2 separate regions of the Homo sapiens genome follow, and region 1 is linked to region 2. A link is a loop called in an ENCODE intact Hi-C map of the cell type or tissue named here. Cell type or tissue: heart left ventricle. All regions are shown on one strand. Each heading gives the region's core, and the rest is flanking DNA. Links, peaks and the distances in the headings are about the cores only. Region 1 has its middle 11 kb from the start of UGCG. Region 2 holds the start of SHOC1 (shortage in chiasmata 1).

Region 1 (8,989 bases), core at 769-8,768, 91 kb before region 2:
TTAAACAACATATAGTAGATGTTCAACTCTCAAAATTCAGTTTGCAAAGTAGATTTTGGTCTAGCATTATTTAGTTTAATAACAAATGTAATGTATACATCACCATCTGAGATTTAGGAAAGTCAATTTCACCATCTGAGACTTAGGAAGGTATATCATGTTTTTCTGCTAAGATGCTCTGGGAATTTAAACACCTTGCTCTTTCCTTCCACCATATCATTTGCTTCAGTTAAGAGGAATTTTATGAAACATAATGTCGTTGCAGAACAGTTCATTAAGAGCACAAACAACAAGTGGAAGAATTTAAGGCCAGGCGCGGTGGCCCATGCCTGTAATCCCAGCGCTTTGGGAGGCCAAGGCGGGCGGATCACGAGGTCAGGAGATCGAGACCATCCTGGCTAACACAGTGAAACACCGTCTCTACTAAAAATACAAAAAATTAGCCAGGCGCGGTGGCGGCCGCCTGTAGCCGCAGCTACTGGGGAGGCTGAGGCAGGAGAATGGTGTGAACCCGGGAGGCGGAGCTTGCAGTGAGCCGAGATCACACGACTGCACTCCAGCCTGGGCGACAGAGCGAGACACCGTCTCAAAAAAAAAGGAATTTAAAAGAACAATCTTTTTCAAGTGCTTTTTTTCTCACACAATAATTCAGGAAAATTCCAACAAAATCTGTTTCTTATTGTATCATTTTACAGAATTACCAACAATATAATTAAAACTTGACTTTAACATTTCCTTTTTTTTTTTTTTTTTTTTTTTTTAAGACGGAGTCTGGCTCTGTCGCCCAGGCTGGAGTGCAGTGGCGTAATCTCGGCTCACTGCAAGCTCCGCCTCCCGGGTTCACACCATTCTCCTGCCTCAGCCTCCTGAGTAGCTGGGACTACAGGCGCCCGCCACCACGCCCAGCTAATTTTTTGTATTTTTAGTAGAGACGGGGTTTCACCGTGGTCTCAATCTCCTGACCTCGTGATCCGCCCACCTCGGCCTCCCAAAGTGCTGGGATTACAGGCTTGAGCCACCACGCCCGGCGACTTTAACATTTACTAAGAAACAAAGGTTGTTAAGATAAACTAGACCTCCTGACTTTAGAATCTCTACAAAATACCTTCCCTATCTTAAGAATGCTTTCCTTTAGGTTACAGTATAAACTATTGGCTAAGCCTGAATACTGTGAAAGTCAGACAGGCTGAGTTTGAATTCTGGTCCACCATGTGACCTAAGCAAGTCACTTAACCTCTCTCGCCTCAGTTTTTTTATTTTTATTTTTATTTTGTAGAGAAAGGGTCTTGCTATGTTGCCCAGGCTCGTCTTGAACTCCTGACCTGAAGCAATCCTCCTGCCCTAGCTTCCCAAAGTGCTAGGATTACAAGTGTAAGCCACTGTGCCTAGCCACTTGCTTCAGTTTCTTTGTCTATAAATGGACTGTTGTGAGGACTAAACAAGTTAACATATGTAAAATATTTATAACAATTCCAGGGAGGGAAATGGATATAAAGTTTTATTATTATTCCTTAATTGAGAAAGTACATTCATTTTGTCTCATTTCATCTACATTACTAACTTTTGTTTTCTCTATTTCTCCATTTACTGTTTCAACCCATAAAAAATAAAATTACCTATTAGAAGGATTTATCTTTGGCAAATTATTCCTTGTGACAGAGCATGCAATACTTTACAATTCTTAATTATTACACAAACCAGAGTATATTGTAGATCTCATCTTCTTGCTAATATACCTGGTGTAGTCAATCAGAAACAAATGCAATTAGATGACAATTGTAGGAAATAGGAGACATATAATTGAATAGTAAGGAGCAAACAAAGATATTTTTATTCCATGGGAAAAATAAATCTCAGGCCTTGAAAGAAAATATTCGTTACATGCCAGCATAATATTAGAAAGGTACACAAACTGGCCTTGTGATGTTAAGAAACAGTGATATCAAATAGTCTTTAAACTATTTTTGGTAATTTTTGGTAATAAGTACCTCATAAAATATAATTAAATGCATCAGGATTAACACGAGAGAAAGTTTTCAGAGTCAAGTTTACGTAAATATATTATTTTTTGAAGCTCAGAATTGGCAAAAGGTGTTATAGCATTTACACAAATTGGTACCAAACTAACAACTAATTTGTGAAAAGGATGCATCCTCCCCTAGTCTAGTAATTTTATAGTTTGGAAATCATATCTGATTGTTTTTAGCCTTTTATATCATTGTAGGTATAAATTTGAAGTGTTGTCTAATACCTGAAAAAGCACGAAACAAAGCATTTTGCAATACAAGGAGATAGAAACAACTATTAGGGCCTTCCCTATCACATAAGCTCATGCCTAAATTCAGTTGCCAACCCACCTTAAATATTTTGGGATCCCTCATTAACAGTCATCAACAGTTAATGATGGGAGCCATCATTAACAGTCATTTCCTCTATAATAGAGAACACTGAGCAAAATTATTAAGACTGTTAAGATGATAAAGTAAACAAATTAATGGATTTTCCGTTTAGTTATTTATTTTCCTTTATTCCTCAACAAATATTAAAACATACAAGGTGGCCAGGCATGATGGCTCATGCCGGTAATTTTAGCACTTTGGGAGGCTGAGGTGGGAGGATCACTTGAACGCAGGAGTTTAAGACCATCCTGGGTAACATAGTGAGATCCTGTCTTTTTTTTTTTTTGTAGTAAAAAACAATATATATATGCACACACACACATATCTATACATACATGTATATGCATGCACACAAGGCATACACACATGCACACACATATACACATGTACACACATGCATGTACATGCACATACATGCACACATGCATGCACACGTGTGTACACAGGTGTGCATGCGTGTATGCATGCATATATGCACATGCACGTGTGCACGCACATATGCACATACGTATACATACATGTATGCACATACGTATACGTGCATGTGTGCACATACGTATGCGTGCATGTGTGCACATACGTGTGCGTGCATGTGTGCACATACGTGTGCGTGCATGTGTGCACACATGTATACATGAGGTTGGGCACGGTGGCTCATGCGTGTAATCCCAGCACTTTGGGAGGCTGAATCTGGCAGGTTGCATGGGCCCAGGAATTAGAGACCAGGGTGAGCAACATAGTGAAACTCCATCTCTACAAAATATGCAAAACAGCCTGCACCTGTAGTCCCAGATACTCGGGAGGCTGAGGCAGAGATTGCAGTAAGCCGAGATCACGCCACTGCACCCCAGCCTGGGCGACAGAGTGAGATTCTGTCTCAAAATAATAAAATAATAATACAATAAAATATGTGATGTTCCAGGTACACAGTGTTCTCATGCTTTGGATACAAAGTGAAAAATAACATAATCTTTTTTTCCCCCTGGAGAAGTTCAAGTTCAGCTGAGGAAGAGAAATGCAAAAATGTATCATTGTAATGCAATGAGTGTTGATATAGAGGTATGAGAAAAATTGGGAGTTGGGAGTGATTACTTTTATTCCAGAAAATCTAGAAAGACTTCATGGAGAAGGTCATCTGGGTCCTGAAGAAAGACTAAGACATTGCCAAGAGTGAGGAAAGTGCAGCTGGGCACCTATAACCCCAGCATTTTGGGAGGCCGAAGGGGGCAGGTCACTTGAGGCCAGGAGTTCAAGGCCGGGAGTTCAAGACCAGCCTGGCCAACAGGGCAAAAACCCGTCTCTACTAAAAATACAAAAATTAGCTGGGCATAATGGCAAGAGCCTGTAATCCCAGCTACTCGGGAGGCTGAGTCAGGAGAATCACTTGAGCCCAGGAGGCGGAGGTTGCAGTGAGCCGAGATCGCGCCATTGCACTCCAGCCTGGGTGACAGAGCTAGACTCCATCTCAAACAAACAAACAAACAAACAAAACTTGGATGGCCTTGAGAAACAGTTGACCTGGGTTAACTAATAAATTCATTGATCTGTAACTGAAAATCCAGTTATGGGGAGTATGACGTATGAATGACCATCTAAAGCAGGACTCGTTTGAGAAAGGAGACACTATTAACAATCAGGCTAGGAGAAACTGAGGCAGTCACAGAGTCACACCCTATATAAAGCAAACAAGAGTCAGGCACAGTTAAAAAATGGAGTTCTTGCTCCATTTTTCTGAGATAGTCTTGGCTCGCCCCTCCTCTATGTGTCAGTATTTTACTTTACTTTACTTTACTTTTACTTTATTTTATTTTATTTATTTTTGAGAGAGAGTGTCATTCTGTCTTCCAGCCTGGAGTGCAGTGGCAAGATCTTGGCTCACCGCAACCTCTGCCTCCTGGGTTCAGTGATTCTCGTGCTTCAAGCCCCTCGAGTAGCTGGGATTACAGGCGTGTGCCACCACACCCAGCTAATTTTTGTATTTTTAGTAGATACAGGGTTTCACCGTGTTCACCAGGGTGGTCTCAAACTCCTGACCTCAAGTGATCTACCTGCCTTGGCTTCCCAAAGTGCCAAACTTTGCTTCCCAAAGCAGTTTTGTCTTTAAGCTGACCTCGCTCATGGTTGTAAGACAGCTGCCAACAATTATCAGTACTTCACATCCAGGAAGAGAGAGCAAGTGTTAGTTGTGACCTAACAAAAATCTTAAGCCTTTTCATTTTTCTAATGGTTACCCTTGAATACCATTTGTTAGGCTATGGCAAGGCAGACTAGAATAGTCAAATTAGAATTTATTGAAGCTGGTAGTAAGGATAATCCCATCCAAACTGCAAGGTGACTATGTAATGAATGGGGGAGGAATAGAATTGGAAAGATAACCACGATAGCCACCACACTGAGTTTTTCCAAAATGGAAAATTTCTAGGAAGTCTTAAATATGAAAGATTCCCGGTTAGCTCTTCCAGCTTGTTCGTTTTCTAAATAATAGCTTTATTAAGATATAGTCACACACCGTAACATTCACTCCTTTAAAGCATACCACTCAGTGATTTTTAGTATCTTCACAGAGTTGTGCAACCATCACTGCCCAACTTTAGAACATTTTCTCACTGCAAAAAGAAACTCCATACCCATTAGCAGTCATTCCCCATTTCCCCTCCCCCCAGCTCCTGGTAACTACTAATTTAATTTTTTTCTATATAGATTTGCCTATCTTGACTATTTCATAAAAATAGAATTGATGGGCCAGGCACGGTGGCTCATGCCTGTAATCCCAGCACTTTGGGAGGCCGAGGCAGGCGAATCACCTGAGATTGGGAATTCGAGACCAGCCTGACCAACATGGAGAAACCCCATCTCTAGTAAAAATACAAAATTAGCCGGGCATGGTGGCACATGCCTGTAATCCCAGCTACTCGGGAGGCTGAGGCAGAAGAATTGATTGAACCCAGGAGGCGGAGGTTGCAGTGAGCCAAGATCACGCCATTGCACTCCAGCCTGCGCAACAAGAATGAAACTCTGTCTCAAAAAAAAAAAAAAAAAAAGAATTAACATATTATGCAGACTTTTATGACTACCTTCTTTCACAGCATGATATTTTCAAGGTTTATTCATGTCACAGTACATATCAGTACTTCATTTCTTTTTATAGCCAAATAATATTCCATTTTATGGATATTGTTTCTCCATTCATTAATCGAGTTGGATTTGGGTTGTTTCCATGTTTTGGCTATTATGAATAAAGCTGTTATGAATATTCATTTACAGGTTTTTGTATAGGCACATATTTTTTATTTCTCTTGGGTATATACCTAAGAGTGCTGAGTTGTATGGTAACTTTATGTTTAACTTTTGGAGTTACCGCCAGACTCTTCTAAAGTGACTGTACCATTTTACAATCCCACCAGCAATATATGCAAGTTCCCATTTCTCCACATCCTTACCAAAATTTGTCATAACTGTCTTAGTAAGTGTGAAGTGATTTCTCATTGTGGTATTGATTCGTATTTCCTTAATGGCTAATGATGTTGAGCATATTTTAATGTTCTTATTGACCATTTGTATATATTCTCTGAAGGAATATCTATTAAAATCCTTCTGATTTTTAAAATTGTGGTTTTATCTTTTTATTATTTAGTTGTAAGAGTACTTTATGGGCTGCTCATGGTGGCTCATGCCTGTAATCCCAGCACTTTGGGAAGCCGAGGCAGGTGGATCACTTTAGCCCAGGAGTTCGAGTCCAGCCTCCCACATGGTAAAACTCCATCTCTACAGAAAATACAAAAATTAGCTGGGTGAGATGGTGCACACCTGGAGTCCCAGGTACTCAGGAGGCTGAGGTGTGAGGATCACTTGAGCCTAGGAAGTCAAAGCTCAAGTGAGCCATGAGTGTGCTATTGCACTCCAGGCTGGATAACGGACAGCACAAGACTCTGTCTCAAACAAAAACAAAAACAAAAAACAAGCCAAGAGTGTTTTATGTATTCTAGGTACAAGTTGCTTATCAGGTATATGATTAGCAATTACTGCTCCTCATTCTGTGGATTTTCTTTTCCCTTCCTTGATGGTGTCATTTGAAGCACAATTTTTTTTTTTTTAGATGGAGTTTTGCTTTTGTTGCCCAGGCTGGAATGCAGTGGCGGGATCTTGGCTCACGGCAACTTGCACCTCCTGGGTTCAAGTGAGTCTCCTGCCTCAGCCTCCCAAGTAGCTGGGATTACAGGCATGCACCACCACGCCCAGCTAATTTTGTATCTTTAGTAGAGACAGGGTTCCTCCATGTTGGTCAGGCTGGTCTCGAACTCCCAACCTCAGGTGATCCGCCCACCTCGGCCTCCCAAAGTAAAGCATAAAATTTTGTATTTCGATGGTCCGATTTATCTATTTTTTGTTTTGTCACTTGTTTTTTGGAATCATGTCAAACATACCACTGGCTAACTCAGGTCACAAGGTTTATGCCCATGTTTTCTTCTAAGAATTGTACAGTTTTAGCTCCTGTATTTAAGTCGTTGATCCAGTTTGATTTAAGTTTTGTATATCATGTAAGATAGGCGTCTATCTTCATTCTTTTGCACGTGAATATCCTGTTGTCCTAGCACCACTTATTGAAAAGAGGATTCTTTTGACAATGGTGCTGAGAACATTGAATGATGTCAACATCATTGTCAAAAATTGACTACAGACGTATAGATTTATTTCTGGACTCTCATTCATTCATCTGCATGTCTATCCTTATGTCAGTACCACATGGTCTTGATTATTGTCAATTTGTAGTAACTTTGTAACTTTGAAACTGGGAAGCGTGAGAACTTTGTTCTTTTTCAAGATTGTTTTTGATTTTTCTGTGTCTTTTTTTTTTTTTTTCCTAAGGCAGAGTCTCGCTCTTACCCAGACTGGAGTGCAGTGGTGCAATCTCAGCTCACGCAACCTCTGCCTCCCAGGTTCAAGCGATTCTCCTGCCTCAGCCTCCTGAGTAGCTAGAATTACAGGCATGCGCCACCATGACCGGCTAATTTTTGTATTTTTAGTAGAGACAGGGTTGGTCAGTCTGGTCTTGAACCCCTGACCTCGTGATCAGTCTGCCTTGGGCTCTCAAAGTGCTGGGATTACAGGCGTGAGCCACCATGCCCAGCCCATCTGTGTCTCTTGAGTTTCAATGTGAATTTCATGGTCAGCTTGTTAATTTCTGAAAAAGAAAAGCTGAGATTTTGATAGAGGTTGCATTAAATCGGTAGATCAATTTGGATGCTATTGCCACCTTTTTTTTTTTTGAGACAGAGTCTCACTCTGTCGCCCAGGCTGGAGTGCAGTGGTGCGATCTCAGCTCACTGCAGCCTCTGCCTCCCAGGTTCAAGCAATTCCCCTGCCTCAGCATCCCAAGTAGCTGGGACTACAGGAACCCACCACCATGCCCAGCTAATTTTTGTATTTGTAGTAGAGACGGTGTTTCACAATGTCGGCCAGGCTAGTCTCAAACTCTTGACCTCAAATGATCTGCCCACCTTAGTCTCCCAATGTGCTGGGATTACAGGTGTGAGCCACCACACCCGGCAGGTATTACCATCTTAATAAGCCTTCTGACCCATGAACATGGGATGGCTTCCCATATATTTATGTCTTTAATTTCAGTTAGCAATGCTTTCTAGTTTTCAGTGTACGGGTCTTGAAGTTCTTTTCTTAAATTTATTTCCAGGTATTTTATTCTCTTTCATGCTGTTGCATGCTTTTGTTTGTTTTTGTTTTTGAGAGCAGAGTCTCATTCTGTCACCAAGGCTGGAGTGCAGTGGTGTGACCATGACTCACTGCAGCCTCAATTTCCCTGGCTCAAGTGATTCTCCTGCCTTAGCCTGCCAAGTAGCAGGCACTACAGGTGTGCACCACTGTGTTTGGCTAATTTTTTTTAATTTTTTTTAGGGATGGGTCTTGCTGTGTTGCCTAGGCTGGTCTTGAACTCCTGGACTCAAGCAATCTCCTCACCTTGGCTTCCCAAAGTAATGGGATTACATGCATGAGCCACTGCACCTGGCCTCTTTGATGTTATTGTAAATTAAATTATCTTCTTAATTTTACCTTTGGATTGTTCATTGCAAATGTATAGAAATACAATTGAATTTTGTATATTGATCTTGTATCTTACAGCCTTGCTGACTTGCTTATTCCAATAGCTTGTGTGTGTGTGTGTGTGTGTGTGTGTGTGTGTGTGTGTGTATTCATTAAGATTTTCTGTGTATAAGATCATGTTATCTTTAAATATAAGTATTTTTACTTCTCTCCTTCCAATCTGGGTGTTTTTATTTATTTTCCTTACCCAATTGCCCCCAGCTAGAACTTCCAGTATAATGTAAATAGAAGTGGTAAGAGCAGACATCATTGACCTGTTCCCACTTATAAGGGGGAAAGCTTTCAATCTTTCACCATTAATTATGTTGTTGGCTATGCGTTTTTCATAGATGCCCCTTATCAGGTTGAGGAAGTTCCCTTATATTCCTCAATTGTTGAGTGTTTTTATCATAAAAGGGTGTTGAATTTTGTCACAAGATTTTTCTGTGTCTATTGAGATGATCATACAGTTTCTTATTCTACTAATACAGTGT
Region 2 (8,932 bases), core at 933-8,932:
TTTAGAAATTCACCAAAATAAACACAAAACATTTACAAAACATGGATGACTCAAGAGCAAATATTCCTTTTAGAGAGTGTATGATCTCATTCAGAGTTTGGGCTCTGAAGTCATGCTACTTGGATTTGCAACTCTGTCTCATACTTTCAAGCTCATCTTGGATAAGAGACTTAAGTGGTCAATGCCCCAGGTTTCTCTTATGTAAACTGGAGTTTGTAATATTTGTAAATTTATCTAGCTTATGAGTTGTTGCAAAGTGTTTAGAATAGTGCTTGGCACATAATGAGTGCTAAAAAAAATTTAGCTTTTTTTCTTTTCTTTTTTTTCTTTTTTTTTTTTTGAGACAGAGTCTCACTCTGTCACCCAGGCTGGAGTGCAGTGGCATGATCTCGCTCACTGTAACCTCTGCCCCCCAGAGTTCAAGTGATTCTCTTGCCTCAGCCTCCCAAGTAGCTAGGATTACAGGTGCGTGCCACCACACTTGGTTAATTTTTTTTTTTTTTTTTTTTTGAGATGGAGTCTCACTCTGTTGCCCAGGCTGGAGTGCAATGGTACAATCTCGGCTCACTGTAACTTCTGCCCCCGGGTTCAAGCGATTCTCCCCGCCTCAGCCTCCTGAGTAGCTGGGATTATAGGCACCTGCCACCACATCTGGCTAATTTTTGTATTTTTAGTAGAGACAGGGTTTCATCACGTTGGCCAGGTTGTCCTTGAACTTCTGACCTCAGGTGATCCTCCTGCCTCAGCCTCCCAAATTGTTGGGATTACACACGTGAGCCACGGTGCCCAGCCTGGCAGCTATTTTTAAGTTAGTATTCTGAATGTGGCAGAGATTGCTGTGTATTTCCCAATATATGTTTTTTTCTTATATTAATAATAGAATTTCCAAATAGTAACTATGCACATAACTGTTCAGAATGAACACTGCATCTTCCAGCCTTTGCTGCAACTAGACATCTACTAGATCTCAACATTTTCAAGTATGAAATTGCTAAGAGTTGGTGAGGATATAGAGCAGTACAGACTGTTAAACATTACTGATGGGTGAATCGGTATAATCACTTAGGAAAACAGTTTGGTGTTAGTCAATAAATGTGAAGATATGTATGCTCAATAATCCAAAACATTTTCCTAAATCTATATTCCAGAGAAACATGTATGTGTACTAGGATACATGTACAAGGATATTGTAGCAGCATTCTTTGTAATATACAAGAATTAGAATAATCCAAAGGTCCATCAACAGTTGAATGGATAAATTGAAGTATGTTTATACAACAGGATACTATTGTATCCTATTTAATAATCATCATATATAACTGAAATCATCATATATAATACATCGAATGAAATTGATGAAATTGAATCATCATATACAATAAACATCCACTGAATAGAAGAAGCAAGAACCAAAGTAACACAAACACCAAGATTCAAAAATAGGCAAACTATGTCATTTAGAAATGCATACTTGGGTGAAACACTTTAAAGAAAAGCAAGGCAATGATTACCATAAAGTCAGAATTATAGTAATCTCTAGGTCTAGAGGGAGACTTCCTCTAGGGAGAGTTGTGATTAGAAAGGAAAAGCGGGCTTCTGAAATTCCAATGCTCTGTTTCTTCACTTGAGGGGAGGCTCCATGGACATTTCCTTAAAATAATTTTTATAACTATACATTGTGGTACAGTTTCTGTGTAAACATTATATTTCTATGTGAACATTATATTTTACAATTTAAGTTACATATATATAAAGAGACATTGTGCCTTTGGCCTTTGTTCCTTTACAGTCCTTCCTCCATCCTGCTTCCTGAAACAGAAGCTGCCACCTGAGACCATGAAAACAAGGACCACTACACAGAAATAGCAGAAAAATGAGCTGGTAGGAAGTTAAGACCCAGAGGACTTAGTGGGGCAGAGCTGCCATATCAGTCCTTAACCTTTGTACCTCTGGACTTCATTTACATGAAAGAGAAATATATTTAATATTATTTTGGAATTTTCTGTTATTTATACAGCTAGGCCTGATTTTAACTAATGCACCTTTACACTAGATTTTCAAAAAGACAACCTACCCAATAGGAAAATCACTTGATCTCATACACACACAAACATACAGATGCATACACATATACACACATACACAGCCACATGCATAATTAGACAATTCATGGAAGAAGAAATCCAAAGGATTCATAAACATCTAAAACATGTTTAATCTCAGCAGTAGTCAGAGAAATGCAAACTAAAACAAGATAGAATTTTTCATGCATCAGCCTGGCAAAAATTTCTAAAGAGCAATATATTCAGTACTGTTGGGTATTCAGGAGAATGATGACCCCTTTCTGGTATTGTTAATGTAAACTGCTATACATTTTTGGAAGGAAAAATTGGCAATATTTATTAAATTTGAAATGCTCTTACAATTTCAGCCAGCAAGCCAAAACAAATCTATGCCACAGAAAGTATTCAAGAGCATATGTCCAAGAATTCTTACTGCAGCATTATTTGTCATTGTTTCCAAAAAATTGGAAACAATCTGTTAATCCATCAGTAGTGGAATGTTTAGATAAATCATGGCACGTAGTTACTATAAAATATTATGCAGCTATTTTTAAAAGTAATAATTTTTAAATATAATTAGCCAATCAACGTTGTACATGCATATCTGAATAAATTTGTATGAACATACAACAAAGTGTGAAAAGAATCAACCCAGATTGTTAATATTGGTTACCTGGGAGTTGGGGTGGGAATGGCGATTACTTTCTCTGTATACATCTTTGGATGGTTTTCCTGTTTATAGTAAGGATAAGCATGTGTTATTTTTGTTTTTTGGTTTTTTTTGTTGTTGGTTTTTCTGTTTGTTTGTTTCTGATACGGAATCTTGCTCTGTCCCCCAGGCTGGAATGCAGTGGCATGATCTCGGCTCACTACAACCTCCGCCTCCGGGTTCAAGCGATTCTCCTGCCTCAGCCTCCCAAGTAGCTGGGATTACAGGGGCATGCCACCACACCCGGCTGATTTTTTTTTTTTTTTTTTTTTTTGTATTTTTAGTAGAGATGAGGTTTCACCATGTTGACCAGGCTGGTCTCGAACTCCTGACCTCAGGTGATCCACCCACCTCAGCCTCCCAAAATGCTGGGATTACAGCGTGAGCCACCAGGCCCGGCCAATTTTTGTAACTTTTACAAAGATATTTAATTTAAAATTGATTTTAATAAAAGGTAGACATCCAAGAACACAGGATGATTAATGCACTTCAATGTTAGGTGAATATCTTTAAAACTGATTATTGTCAAACATTAAATCCATATAACCGAAGCAAACTGCACACACCTGTACAAAATAAAGGAAGTAACTTAAGAAAATAAAGTGACTTATCCACTGACATTTCACAATTAGTATTTGAACAATCAACTCAAAAGACACCCATGTGTTAGTAAAGTAAATAAATGCATGTTACTTCTTGCAATCTTCTGGGAAGGAGTTTAATGCCAAGCCGTTTCATGGAAAAGACAGGAGTTAAGAAATATGGAGGAAAGAATAATTATTCCTCATCAGGCGAGTCTGGCGATACCTAAATGTGTGTATGTAAGGGAGTGGCTTTAATTAAGGTATAGAATCCACATGTGCCAATTGAAAAGCAGTATCTTCCTGCCCCTCCTCAAAAGTTCTTCTGCTACCAAGCCATGACCCACACCTAGCCAGACCCCTGAGGCACGTTTGCCTCCTCTCTCTTGCCTTCCTCTTTCCCTGAATCTGTCTGATTGCTAAATCCTCCCACCCTTACCTCTGAAAGGCTTCTGCCCTCGCCCTCCGGCTAACCCTGCCGCGTTTTGCCCGGCCTCGCTAACAACATGGGAGCCGCCACTCCCAAAGAAGTCCGGACTGCTTTGCCGGGTCTTCCCAACCCTTCACAACCAGCTCTTTCTAGCCTCACGCCGACTTCTCCACCGTCACACTCCGCCCAGTGTTATGAGGGTTCTGCTCACTCCCGAGGACCTCGGCGCTGCCCAGGCTGCAGCCTCGAATCCCCACAATCCTTACCTCCCTAGGCTGTGCCCACTCGCGGACGGAAGTGCCCGGAGCCCAAGGGGCGGGGCCTGGTCTGGCCAATGGAAGCACAGAGTGCAGGCTCAGTGGTCACGTGTCCAGCGGGCGGGAATTTTACCCCAGGAAGAGATGCAGGAGGCGATTTTTACCTCAGGTAAGAGCCCTGAGAGGCTGGAGGCAGGAGAGAGGGTGATTTTGAGGGCTGAGGGGAGGAAAAGGTCGTATGGGACCAAAGAAGTATGGCAGCTCAGGAATCTCTGGAAAACGCATCTGTGAGGCCCGGCCGATGTGGCTCTGTAGAGACAAAACCCCAGACCCACTGTCCACTTAACCTGAGAATAGAAGGTGTGAAGGTCTCAGAGATGCTGGTGGGATTTCAGCCCATCAACTAGAAGTTGTATGGGCTAAACAATAAGGGAAAATAGGTGCACCTCGCCTTCTCTGCCATGTTACGTTTTTTTGTCTGTTTTAAGACAGGGTCTCGCTCTGTTGCCCAGGCTGGCGTGCAGTGGCACGATCTCGGTTCACTGCAACCTCTGCCTCCCGAGTTCAAGAGATTCTCCTGCCTCAGCCTCCAGAGTAGTTGGGACTACAGGCGTCCTCCACCACGTCTGGCTAATTTTTATATTTTTAATAGAGACGGGGTTTTGCCATGTTGACCCGGCTGGTCTCGAACTCCTGACCTCAAGTGATCCACCCGCCTCGGCCTCCCGAAGTGCTGGGATTACAGGTGTGAGCCACCACTTCCGGCGGATCTTATTATTTTTTTTTTTTTAAGTGGGTTTTTATGCGAGGGAGTGAAGAAGGCAGAAAGCTCCTGATGCCTTAGGCTGGTGGGGAGAGGTGGGAAGCCAGCCCGAAGATTCACACTCACCTGTGAGTGCTTTTAAATAATCTTGGGGCCTGGCATATGGTGGCTCAGGCCTGTAATCCCAGCACTTCGGGAGGCTGAGGCGAGAGGATTGCCTGAGCTCAGGAGTTCGAAATCAGCCTGGCCAACATGGCGAAACCCCGTCTCTATTAAAAATACAAAAATTAGCCGGGCATGGTGGCACCCGCCTGTAATCCCAGCTACTCGGGAGGCTGAGGCAGGAGAATCGCTTGAACCCGGGAGCTGGAGGTTGCAGTGAGCCAAGATCGCACCATTGCACTCCAGCCTGGGGACAGAGGGAGACTCTGTCTCAAAAAATTATTTGATTAATTAATTAAATCATCATCATCATCATCATCATCTTGGGAAAGCTTACTTCCTGGCCTTGTGCCTGACCTCATTATCGTGTGCATTTCCATTTTGGTCCAGTAGTCCAGTAGATGTTTGTTAGGAAGTAGCACAAAAGAAATAAAATCTTTAGAAAAAGGTAAAAAAAAAAAAAATTCGAGAATTGCTGCAATTCAAAACTTGATAATTTTAAATTACCCTCTCTCTAACCATGATTTTGTTCATTTCCTCATATCTTTGGTTTTAGAAATAAGAGCAATGTATCGTTTTTGCTTCCACCCACCACTATTAGATGGATTCGATATCTGTATTACAATGAAATAAACTTGATAAACGGGATTCTAAGCATGTATATAACATATGGCATCTTATTAAGTAGTACATATTTAGCATGAATTTCAGTGGTTGACTTCAATACAAAAGTAATTATTTCTTAAGGTAATTGGTGAGAGTGATAGAAATACTAGGCTTCACAAGAAAAGAAAAGTTAATATAAATGCTGACAATAAGCTGAATGGGTAAAGTCAGTAAAGTTGAGTTTGTTGTTAACTTTTTGCAATGGCTTTTAGAATGAGACAATCAGTTTTTTCTGAAAGTGCAACACCAAGAAATGGAAGTTCTAGAATCAATATTTGCTTGAAAGATCAGTGACAGGCCGGGCGCGGTGGCTCACGCCTGTAATCCCAGCACTCTGGGAGACCGAGACGGGCGGATCACAAGGTCAGGAGATCGAGACCATCCAGTCTAACACGGTGAAACCCTGTCTCTACTAAATATACAAAAAATTAGCCGGGCGTGTTGGCGGGCGCCTATAGTCCCAACTACTCAGGAGGCTGAGGCAGGAGAATGGCGTGAACCTGGGAGGCGGAACTTGCAGTGAGCTGAGATCCGGCCACTGCACTCCAGCCTGGGGGACAGAGCGAGACTCCGTCTCAAAAAAAAAAAAAGATCAGTGATACACTGGGTGGAAAAGACATAGAGGTGCAATGATTGGAAATATTCTCAGAAAAGTAACCACCAGTAAAATAATGCCCACGTTGGTCCTGTTTAAGAGTGAAAGAGGGTGGCCACACTATATATTCTCCACACCACAGAATCTAACAATATTAAAGACAATTCAGATAACATATTTGTCTCATTTTAATTGGAAAACATATTGTAATATCCAAAAATCCTTCTGAGTCATTAAACAAATAAAATAATTGTGCTCTGGGTTGTTTTTGTTTTTGGTTTGAGATAGAGTCTGGCTCTGTTGCCCAGTTTGGAGTGCAGTGGTGTGATCTTGGGTCACTGCAACCTCCACCTCCCAGGCTCAAGCAATTCTCGTGCCTCAGCCTCTCGGGTACCTGGGACTACAGGTGCACACCACCACGCCCAGCTAATTTTTGTATTTTTAGTAGAGATACAAAAATTTTGTATTTTTGTATTTTACATCATGTTGACCAAGCTGGTCTCAAACTCTTGGCCTCAAGTGATCCACCACCTCAGCCTCTCAAAGTGCTGGGATTACAGGTGTGAGCCAACATGCCTGGCCTGGATTGTTTTAAAAGTTTGTTTTTAGTTTTTTACTAAAAGTTTTACACAGAAGTTACTCTGTCCTAGAGTAACTTCAAAACTGTAATTCCTTGAGTTCTCAAGTAAATGAGAACCATCCCGGACTAGTTAAGCATTCTAGATTTTACTTATTGCTTCATTAGATGGATTTGCTGATTTACCAATATGCCATAGTTGCTTTATTCCAAATGAGCTAGCTACTAGAAAATTCTAACTTTAGGCTTCTTATTTTCTAAGTAAGAGAATGGAAACAGTTTCACAAATTGTTTCCCAATTTTCCAAATCCTCCACTGTTTCAGCACAGAGTTCTGCCCTTGGTTACCCAATTTCAAGACCACTTGAGAAATATGGTTATTCTCAAGACCACTTGAGAAATATGGTTATTCTCAAGACCACTTGAGAAATATGGTTATTCTCAAGACCACTTGAGAAATATGGTTATTCTCAAGACCACTTGAGAAATATGGTTATTCTCAAGACCACTTGAGAAATATGGTTATTCTCAAGACCACTTGAGAAATATGGTTACACCACTCCGGCAATCTTGTAAATTTCAACCTCTTTTGCAACAAAATGATCACATTAAATATATTTCCACCAACCAACTAACAGCTATATGATTTAAACAATAAGAAATTATTCAATTTTCTATCAATATACATTATTTTCATATTAGATTTAAAATTATAGTAATGTATATTATTTTTACCAATGATTATCATTCAGAGCCTTTTTAAAAATGAGTAAACCAAAGTTTTGTGATTGAGATTTTCTGCACTTGACTTGCTATTTTACCAGTGTTTAATTTTAATTTTTGTATTTCCAGATGTTGAAATTTACACTGCTTTGAAAGAAAGAAGATATGTTTTCAGCATTGAAATATCATGCAATAGACTATTTATATGAGGTAGAGTGTTAGTGGCTTACTGTCTATTTACTGAGAATTATGATGTAAGAAGTGTTAACTACATTCAATATAGGTTGAGTATCCCTTATCTGAAATGCTTAGGATCAAAAGTATTTCAGATTTCTGATTTTTTTTCAGATTTTGGAATATTTTTATATATATAAAATGAGATATCTTGGGGATAAGACCCAAGTCTAAACACAAAATTTATTTATATTTTATATACACCTTATCCACATAGATTGAAGGTAATTTTATACAATATTTTAAATAACTCTGTGCATGAAACAAAGTTTGTGTACACTGAACTAACCATCAAAAAGCAAAAGTGCCAGTATCTTCACCACCCATTGGCATCATATTGGCACTCAAAAAGTTTTGGATTTTGGATTTCAAATTTTTGGATTAAGGATGCTCAACTTGTATATGATAATTTTGCAGTAATCCTTAGATTGTTTATTAGTCTAATTACTTTTAGATTTATTGAAAATTATTTTCCACATTTAATGTCTTTAAAATGCCACTTTTGGCTGGGCACGGTGGCTCACGCCTGTAATCCCAGCACTTTGGGAGGCCGAGGCGGGTGGATCATGAGGTCAAGAGTTCGAGACCAGCCTGGCCAACATGGTGAAACCCTGTCTCTACTAAAAATACAAAAAAATTAGCCGGGCATGGTGGTGGGCGCCTGTAATCCCAGCTACTTGGGAGGCTGAGGCAGGAGAATCACTTGAAATCTGGGAAGTGGAGGTTGCAGTGAGCCGAGACTGCGCCACTGCCCTCCAGTCTGGGCAACAGAGTGAGACTCCGTCTCAAAAAAAAAGCCACTTTTGGAAGGAAATTATTAAATTAAAATAATCAAACAATTAAAATGAATCCAAAGCTGTCAGGAGAAAAAAATGGAAACTCTTGACAAGTGTGGGGTGATTTTGCTAACAATCTGGAATGATCTTTCTTGAAATGAGTGGAGAAAAAAGAATCCCAGTTATCTCTATAAAATCATACTAATAGCATGCATTGACCACTTTCTGTGGGACAGATACTTTGCCCTTCTGATGGATTATATTAGGGTGGTGCAAAAGTAATTGCCGTTAATTTGCCATTAGTTAATTAAAAGTAATGGCAAAAGCCACAATTACTTTTGCACCATCCTACTATGATTTTATCATCATAAGTACTTCATGAGGCAGATACTATTAT

What was found. Peaks named below come from ENCODE experiments on the same cell type or tissue, not always from the same donor. Only the 100,000 strongest peaks of a DNase experiment are listed, where the experiment ranks them.
Region 1: it touches region 2 in a loop (2.2-fold over the local background); 3 of 110 quality-filtered maps call a loop at or near these places.

Annotation. Positions count from the first base shown.
Region 1 is chr9:111,881,382-111,890,370 of GRCh38, reverse strand. No RefSeq gene overlaps it. Among named protein-coding and RNA genes, the nearest start is that of UGCG, 11 kb to the left of the region's middle. RefSeq lists an enhancer at 3,246-4,074. In heart left ventricle, for the core only: no CTCF peak of the experiment used is centred there; no DNase peak of the experiment used is centred there.
Region 2 is chr9:111,790,177-111,799,108 of GRCh38, reverse strand. SHOC1 (shortage in chiasmata 1) reads left to right here and starts at 4,172. Exons shown (of 28, transcript NM_001378211.1): 1 at 4,172-4,209; 2 at 7,655-7,735. The coding sequence starts at 7,691. It overlaps LOC124902249 (a long non-coding RNA gene), which reads right to left and starts at 2,891. Exons shown (of 2, transcript XR_007061734.1): 1 at 2,737-2,891. In heart left ventricle, for the core only: no CTCF peak of the experiment used is centred there; no DNase peak of the experiment used is centred there.